Regions from separate parts of the Mus musculus genome. Here region 1 is linked to region 2. A link is a loop called in an ENCODE intact Hi-C map of the cell type or tissue named here. Cell type or tissue: heart. All regions are shown on one strand. Each heading gives the region's core, and the rest is flanking DNA. Links, peaks and the distances in the headings are about the cores only.

Region 1 (4,408 bases), core at 93-4,092, 130 kb before region 2:
AAACAAGCCAAAGCCATTGGGAGGTTCTGAAACTCACGTATTGAGCATTTACTAAGCACTGGGCTCTGTACACACACACACACACACACACACACACACACACACACATACACACATCTGCATGCACACATTTCACAAGGATTCTTTAAGGTAGAGGTTATTATCATTTCTATTTTAAAGTTTTTTATTTTTAAGGATGAGTATGTGTGGGCGTCTGTGGGTGGGTATGTGCACATGAGTGCAAGTCCTTGCAGAGGCCAGAAGGGGGTGTTGGGCTCCTTGGAACTGTGGACTGCCAGACATGGGAATCAAACTCAGGTCCTTCTGCAAAGGACAGGACATTCTTTTAATAGTTGAGCCATCTCTCCAGCCCCTCATTCCCATTTTGTAAATAGGGGTGTGCCTTGTGAATGCAAATGCATCCACCTCACAAGTGGCAGAGCCAAGATGTAATCCAGGTCCCCTTGTCTCCCCAGTGCCACCGCATAAACGTTTCATTATATCACCTCACCAAAAACACCATCTCAGTAAACACCAACGAAGGAGGCCTGCTGGTGCATCCCTACTTTGGCAGACGGCCTCCTCTCTGGACTTCTTTCAGGAGCATGGTTGTCCAAGCCACAGTAATTATGATAGTCTCCTCTGGACAGGGATCAGAACCTTATCTTTTCAGTCCACAGCAAGACCAAGCTTTCCCAAGTCCCAACTCTGAGCAAGCAGGGTCTTTGCTCTCACACACGCTATATTCAAGTAGCAAGAGAGGCAATTGGTACTCAGTGAGGAAGCGCTCTGGCTGCACTCAGACAGAAGCCTTCCAGTAGAACCTGGAGACGCAAGAGACAACTGTTGCTACTGGACACTGGTTGGTCCCAGGAGGTCTCTGAGCAGGGGCATCTTGTTCAGAAGCCCCAAATGTCATCTGCAGAGATGGAAGCAAGTCTGTGAGATGTGGGTGAACTTCCTGTAGTGAGATGTGGGGGTGGAAAGAGGCCAACTCATAGGGACAAAATCGGGATGGTACACAAGGCCTAGTTACAGGACTGAAGGTGGGTTTGGCTCCAAGTGTGATGGCGGTCTCAAGGGAGAATGGTCTATTTTAGAGCTTCCTGGGATTTCCTGTGTTGTGAATAAGAGGAGATAAAGCATGGTAGCCCGGTGAGATTTCCCACTGAGCCCCTCAGGGTCTGAGCCCCACAACTGCCAATGTACTGTCCACCTGCCCCCTCCCCCACCCCAACACCAGGAGTCTGTGCCATTGTGTTCCCAAAGACTCCTAGCCAGTCTTTGCACCGGCACCGGCTTGCTTCCCCTTTCAGTCCTGGTACACCACTGCTCCTGATGGGTTCTTGTGTCGCCCTTACAGATCATAAGGCAGCAGTTTCCTCAGCTAACCACCAGAAGACTCGGGACCCGAGGACAGTCAAAGTAAGCACGGAACAGCCACAATGCCTTCATTCACAGCATCTGTCTCTGGACCTCGAGGCCAGACCCCAGGATGCTCCTCAGGAGCATGGTCTGCAGGCCCGTGGGGAGGTCTGTGCCTAGAGTGGGGGACTGTGGAGGAGGTCTATGACAGCCAGCTTCTCTCTCAGCACCCTTGAGAGGGAGAGGAGAGAGAGGGAGAGAGCCTGGCCATCCAAAAACCTTTGGCCCAGCTGCTCGATGCCATCTGACTCTGTGCCTCCTTGTCCTCGGTTGTCCTCTGTAAAGCAATCTTTACATATTTCCAAGGAGCCCTGTGATCTCTCAGACCATTTCCAGGTTGCTTGGAGTGTTGAAGTAACCTCTGCTCTGAGAGCATACAGTGGGCCACAGGCACAGACCAGCTCCAACAACGTGGGGGGATGGGCACGTGTTTCCTCCCCCTCTGGCTCTGTGGTTCCTTCCAGCCAGCCAACACTTGAGGAGACAGAGGTCCTGCTCTGCAAGCTCAAGCTCACCACAATCCTCTTGTCTGGACCTCTCGCATGAGATCATAGTCCTGAACCATCACGCCTGGCTTGCCAGGGACGTTCTGATATGTAAGACAGACATGAAAAGAAGACTCAATGTTTCACATCATAGCAGAGAGTAAGAAAAGGGGAGGGAGAGGCACGGGGAAGATCTTTTGGAGGAGATGATGGTAAAGAGCAGAGGAAGTGAAGTCGTCCCCCCCCCCCCCCCCCCCCCGAGAATTCCTGTCTCCCAGGTGTGTATCAGAAAGGGGGGCTCAGCCCGTCCTACTCCATCAAAGATACACAGCAGTTGCCTCTCAGGATAGTTTAGAAACTTTCAGGGGTCAGGAAGTGTCACTTGGAAGAGAGGTGGCCACACAAGTGTGGCCAACCCAGTTCAACAGCTCCCTTTCCTGGGAGACTTCTAAGAACCTTTATCATGCTAATGTGCACCTTGACTCCACTAGAGGGTGCCTTCTTCTTATGCGGCATTCTAGACCTTTGACAACTGTAAGTGAGAAGGCAGCACAGTGAGCCAGCAAACCCGAAAACCTCTTCAAAAGGAAGGAACATCACATCTCCACATAGGTTGCAGAAGTCATGTCTGGACAGAGGGGGTTAGGGGTTCAGCGTTGTGGAGGGGGAGGGTTGGAAGCACACCCACACACTATTACCCCAGAGACAGAGCCACTGAGCAGTAGAACTTGGGTTTTTGTTGTGGAAGGGAAGGGAAGAAAACAGATGATCAAAGTTGGGAAAACCCTGTTATTGGTAAACTCTGAAAATAAGACTGTGTGTGTGTCTGAATCTATGTGTATATATCTGTGTGTGTGTCTATGTGTTTGTATGTCTGTGTCTATGTGTATATGTGCCTGTGTGTCTATATATTTGTGTATAGGTGTCTATGCATATGTGTGTGTGTGTATCTATTTTTATTTGTGTCTATGTCTCTGCATATGTCTATCTGTGTCTATATGTGTATCTCTCTCTCTCTCTCTCTCTCTCTCTCTCTCTCTCTCTCTGTGTGTGTGTGTGTGTGTGTTTATCAGAAGCTCTTGAGAGAAATTCCAAAGGACTGTCCAGAAAATTTTTGAACAAAGGACATCTTGAGATAATTTCTCAGTGATTTCTTTCCCAGGGTGACTACACTGAAGAACAAACTACTTCATTTATAAAGAAAAAGTCTGGTGTTTTGTTTAAAAGCAAGGTTGTAAGAATAGAGTGCAAAAATCTTTTTTTTTCTTTTTTTTTATTATTATTAGGTATTTTCCTCGTTTACATTTTCAATCTTTTTTTTTTTTAATTGTTTGCTGGTGATCAAAAGTGGATAATTCAAAATCTCGGTCGAACCAGATTTAAGCTACTCCAGGTGACATCTTTCAGTCTTCCCAGGATTTTGGAGTCTGAGGCAGGAGTGTGAGGCCACATGTTTAAAAGCCAGCCACCTGAGTTACATAGCAAGACCTTGTCAAGGTGGGGAAGAAGATGAATACAAAGATGCTGGATAAATAGGAAAGTATGGAAATGTTTGTCTAGCCTGTGGTCTTTGGAAAACCACTGGCTCCAATATGCAGTTTCTGATTTCTAAGGAGAATAGGAATGGTAGAAAGAGTTGGTAAATGTGGAGAACCAGAAAGGGTAGAAATAGAAGGAGCATGCACTTGGAGAACAGTCCCCTCTGAGGAAAGCCTGGTTTCTGTTCCTCTTTTTCTTTCACCTACATGGTGGCAAATTAGGCATCATCCATTTTTAAAGTTCTACACACAGCCATATTCTACTGTCTCCACGAGGACCCCCCATGCCCAGCCAATCTAAAGGCAATGGGATGTTTCAAGCTGCAAACTGAGTCTCCAGGCTGCAGCGTGGCCTGTCAACATCCCTCAGCAAGTCCACTCCTATAGATGAGACATAGGTATGTCTAGCAAGGAGTGCTGACTCTCCCTTCAGAACCTAAGTAGCAAAACCAAGACGGGACCAGACCAGAATAGTGTAGCTTTCCTGTAATTGAAGATCTATGCTACATGCATAGATTAACCAGGAAATAAATGGTTCTATCTTATGATAATGTAACTATCTCATAATGTCATATTAAGATATGGCTGTCTTGACCTTAAGTTATAAGAAACATTTTAAAGCTAAGGGGGTATGCTATATAACTGTCTTTCCACCACAAGGTACCTCTGGAGTCCCTGGAACCAGCCCCTCCCCCACAGATTGCCCACAGACGGAAAGGCAGTTATGTGACAGTTGAGAAGTAGAAGGCCCAGACGGTAGATATTAGCTCAACACAAAGAACTTTCTGGTAACTACATCGGCTGAAAATGAACTGGGCTGCCTTCGGAGGGCCTGAGTTCTTCATCCCAGGAGGCATGAAGATGGAGGCAAGCTGCCCACTGGGCAGAAATTTCACAGAATGGTACCAGCAGGAAGGGGGCTGTGAAAGGGAAGGTTACACGCACCCATCTCTCCCTCCC
Region 2 (4,408 bases), core at 326-4,325:
TGTGCATGTAACAGAACAGCATCCCACCGTGTAACAGAACAGCATCCCACCTTTACAAAGAAGGAAGTCCTAAAACTCCCAAGAACGTATGTAGATATAGAAGATGCTAACAAGTTAAATGAACCAGGCACATGCATGATCCTCTTTTAATAAGGAATCTAAACTAGAGACACTTAGAGGGTGAGGTCCTATGCTAGTGATGGCCTAGAAGGGAGGCGTGGGGGAGTGGTATCATCTATTGTTGCTGTACAGCAGAGTCTACCATTAGCAATACTGTAGCATATATTTAACACTTGGTAAAAAGGTTAGATCTTAGGTGCTCTTCCCACAAAAGAAAAAATAATAAGCTTTTCTTTCTTTCTTTCTTTCTTTCTTTCTTTTTTTTTATTAACTGAAAGAGATCAGGAGAATCTTTTGAAGATCTCCAGATTTGGCTAGCTTTCTTTCCAGGCTTGAAAATATACACATAAGCCTCAATAGGAAGAAAGTCTATGTGACTGTAAGGTTCATTGCTTGCTGCGGATTGGTGTGGGCCGCTAGCATGCACCTCACTGTCAGTGTTTGTTGAGTTCAGCAGTTGATGGAAGGCCAAATCTAAGGTTGTCCTCCCTCCCCACAGCTGGTAAGCCTTCTGCGTATCAGGAGGGGCTGGGAGCCTGAGCTGGGGGGGTGGGGTGTCACAGCACAGTGATTAATGGTCTCTGGGAACTGGAAAGGAGAGTAATATACACAGCATTTCTACCCCCTGGAGTAGGAATGCAAACACCATTGTGCAAACCTGTGCATTGGCACCGACTTCTGGAAGCTGGAGAATCTCATGTACTCTTCTACCACAAATAAAACTGTCAGAGAATGACAGAGCTCAGAAGGCTGACCTTCCTGCTTAAAAAGAATAGCTCGAACACAGCGAGCCAGAAAATTAATTTTGTAGCTGTTTGAGAACTGAGTTCAATAGGTAATGAGAAGAAAAGCCTTAAACATCCAAATATTTGTTGATTCCAGCTCTACATTTGGCTTCCTAGATATGCTGAATTTCTAAACATTCCTCCTGGAAGTGGATGTAAAGGAGAACCAGCCCTTTGTAATAGAGCGACTCTCAAACTCTTCAGCCTGGTCTGGGATAGATGCAGAGGGTCACACTGCTGATGCTTTCCAGAGATGGCCGTCTTGTGTTTAGGGGGAAATCATAGCATTTTGGAATGGCTTGTACCGGTTTAGAGAGTAATTCTTAGGTAAAGTTCTTCCTCTCTCTTCTCCCGAGTGACTCTGGTTCCTAATAATAATAGTTTCCAAATGCTTAAGTGAGAAGCAAGCCATTTTAAAGTATAAATTAGGTACCCTGGAAGCTTGCAAGAAAAGAAATCTAAAGTTTGTGTGGAAAGTGTTGTACTTTAATTGCCTTTGAGAGTCATAAATGACAGGACAGAGAGTGTGTGGCACTGACAGCAGCTTCAGTGAGGACAACCGTAACTTAGGCTTTACCAGCGACCATGTGTTCATAACAACAGTTCACTTGTTTCCTGACCCACAGTTCATACCACTCTTTATTGTCACTCATTTTCTGTACTGTCTAATTTATAACGGATTTTCAGAAATGATTTTTTAAAATTTTTTCCATAATATAAAGAGAATAAAATATTGATTCATGGGAAATAAAACCATGCTTCAAATTGTTTTTCTTTTTGTTTTATTTTTTAGAATGTCACTATGAATTACGTTTAAATTGCTATGATCTGAATTAAGACAGCATCGGCTGGATTAAGCCCTGACTTTGGTTTCCAGGCGGTTATACTTTTAAACTACATTTGCAAGGGTTTATTTTTAGTCAGGATGTGGTTATTTTTAGACGTGCTTCTGTGTCACTAGGAAATGTAATGCCTGTCTTTCCATTGTTGTTTACCAGGAAGTCCTGGGGTACAGGCTATTAAATCAGCTCACATAGGAACACTGCCTCTCCTGGCAGATAAAACTGTGAAACGGTATGTGGAGAAAGATCTCCTTTGCAAACATGCCTCGGTCTGAATCTCTACTACCATTTTATCCTCTTGAATACTGGGCGCTAGGACAAGGTTTTTAGGGAATGCCAAAATACAAGGTTTGGGTCCCCTGCTGGTGTGCATCCCAGGCTCCTATACAATCCAGGGAAGTCACAAGGCCTGGGACAGAGATGGGACAGTAGTGTGAGAGCCAACGGTGAGAGAGGAAAGGGGGCACTGTGCTTTCCCTTGAAATATAAAAAATTGTATTTTGTACATTAGAAAAAAAACCCAAGTCTTGATACTGTAGTGTTTCTCTTTAATGTTGTTGCCTGTGATAAGCTGCTTATCACATTGCTTCTCAAGTGCTTGGTGCTGTAATCGGAGGGACAATAAACAGCACTGGACCCACAAAAGCAGCTCAGGCCCTGACGAGCATGCAGAGCCACCATTGTCACAGTAGATTAAAGAGCTGGCATTACAGCTGCCTGATTCCTGTTCAGTGTTTCAGAAGGTGGCGTGCTGTCCTGTCATTGTGTCTGTCCGTTTACCATTGCTCCTTTTTACTTTGTCGTGGGTATGGTTAAGACAGGTCTTTCTTTTCTTTTAGTAAATGCCAAGTCATATTAATGGCTCAGTTTGAAAAAGAAAAATTTTAATTGACTCCTAAAAGTCACCTCTGAACTTTGTATTATGTTTGCATTTTAAAAGCCTATTCACTCAAATTAAAATAATTGTATTTTCAAATTGCCTTTCAGTAATGCCGTCAACCTTTTAAGCAATGTTCCAGTCTCTTGTTTGGATGTTCTCATTTGTCCATTAACCCATGAAGAAACAGCCCAAGAGGCAGCAACTCTAGATGAACTGCCCAGTGATAAAACAACGGAGAAAGACACAGCTTTGAAAAACAGTACCATGGTATACAATGGCATGAATATGGAGGCCATTCACGTTTTACTCAATTTTATGGAGAAGAGAATTGATAAGGTAAGCTGCTGGAGTGGGAAGGCGCACCTAAGCCCTATGTGCCCCGCATAGAGATGACACAGCATGAGCGCACAGCTTGTCCTTGGTGCTTGGCATGCTATATAGTTCTACTTCTCCAAGAACATTACCATGATAATGACACATTGGAAGAAACCAAGGAATTTATGTAATGTTCAAATTGTATTTTACACCAAATTTATAACTAATGTCTGAAAGTAAAGGAAAAATTAGCTGCCCTGTAAATGTCAGAAGTAAAAACTAACCTCTCCAAATGACATGTTCAAAGTATTTTGTCTTCAAATTTCTCTAGTCTGTCACTCAGTTTCTCCTGAAAGGCAGCAGTGTCACATAGATGGGTCTCAAAATCCTTTGCTTCTTTGAAGCACATTGGCTGGGCTTGTGTAAACCCTAGGAGAAAAATGTAGGAAGAAGCAGGAAAGATAAAACCACATAGTAAAATGAAGATAACTTATGGAAATATTACATAAAGTAACTTTTAAAGTCATTTGTAAACGTTGGTATCCTCCCCCCTTTCCCCTCCCTCCCCTCAAGAAAGTCTTCCTATTCTCAGATGACATGGAGGAGAGCCCCAGCCTTAGGAACTGAACTAATATGGCATGCATGGTTTTCTTTATAGGGAAGCAGCTATAGAGAGGGTCTAACTCCAGTTCTCAGCTTATTAACAGAATGTTCCCGAGCCCATCGGAACATCCGAAAATTTCTCAAAGATCAGGTAATTGCTTACATCTTAAAGTTAAAACTTTGTATATATGTTGTTAACATAGAACTAATAAAGTCTCGTGATAGTTTTCTTTCAGAAGATCAGAAACCTTCCAGCCAGAAGTAAATGATCTTGTGCACATTGTTATTCATTCATTTAACCAGCAAATGTTTACTGGGGTCTCTGTGCTGTGTGCTGTGTTGCTCTGCGTGCTCCACACTGAGCTTGTTACTCTCATGGGCTTTGCCTTACAGGAGGTGATGAAAAGAGTACCTGTATAACTTAGCGCATGGGAAGTGTCCTAAAGAAAACAGAGGGACAGAAAGGAGAGTTGTGACACAGGAGCACCTCCTTGTACAGGTGACAGTGAGCAGAAAGTTGGGTAAATAGCAAGTGTCTCTGAGAATGTTGAAGAGGATCTATCAGAGAGAAGACATTTAGTGTTCTCAGACGCAGGAAACAAGGCAGCTAATGTGACAGAAGACAGAAGGGAGAGGCTGTCAGTGCGGTGGTGGACGAGTGGCAAGCGTGGATAACACTTTGGATTCTCTCAGAATAAGATGAGAAAGCACTGGAGTGCTTTCAGGGGCTTGATAGGAGGACCTCATGTGGGTTGAGAAGACTTGAGATGCTGTGTGTGGGAGGAGAGTGGAGGATGAGGGGTGGCTGCCACAACACACAGTGAGAGCAGTCCTGGCAACTAAAGGCGTTGCAGGCATGGCAG

The links. Hi-C counts contacts between places; a loop is a spot of excess contacts. Peaks named below come from ENCODE experiments on the same cell type or tissue, not always from the same donor. Only the 100,000 strongest peaks of a DNase experiment are listed, where the experiment ranks them.
Region 1: it touches region 2 in a loop (2.2-fold over the local background); 2 of 42 quality-filtered maps call a loop at or near these places.

Annotation. Positions count from the first base shown.
Region 1 is chr10:84,833,930-84,838,337 of GRCm38, forward strand. Rfx4 (regulatory factor X, 4 (influences HLA class II expression)) reads left to right here. Exons shown (of 18, transcript NM_001024918.1): 5 at 1,364-1,425. The region is part of intron 2 of Gm40728 (a long non-coding RNA gene); the gene reads right to left. Among named protein-coding and RNA genes, the nearest start is that of Gm40728, 27 kb to the right of the region's middle. In heart, for the core only: a CTCF peak has its summit at 2,400 (motif pointing right); no DNase peak of the experiment used is centred there.
Region 2 is chr10:84,967,129-84,971,536 of GRCm38, forward strand. Ric8b (RIC8 guanine nucleotide exchange factor B) reads left to right here. Exons shown (of 10, transcript NM_183172.2): 5 at 2,735-2,963; 6 at 3,601-3,696. Gm34633 (a long non-coding RNA gene) reads right to left here. Exons shown (of 3, transcript XR_003948930.1): 3 at 3,244-3,371. Among named protein-coding and RNA genes, the nearest start is that of Gm34633, 35 kb to the right of the region's middle. In heart, for the core only: a CTCF peak has its summit at 1,953; a DNase peak (open chromatin) is centred at 773; H3K4me3 peaks cover 598 bases; H3K27ac peaks cover 2,723 bases.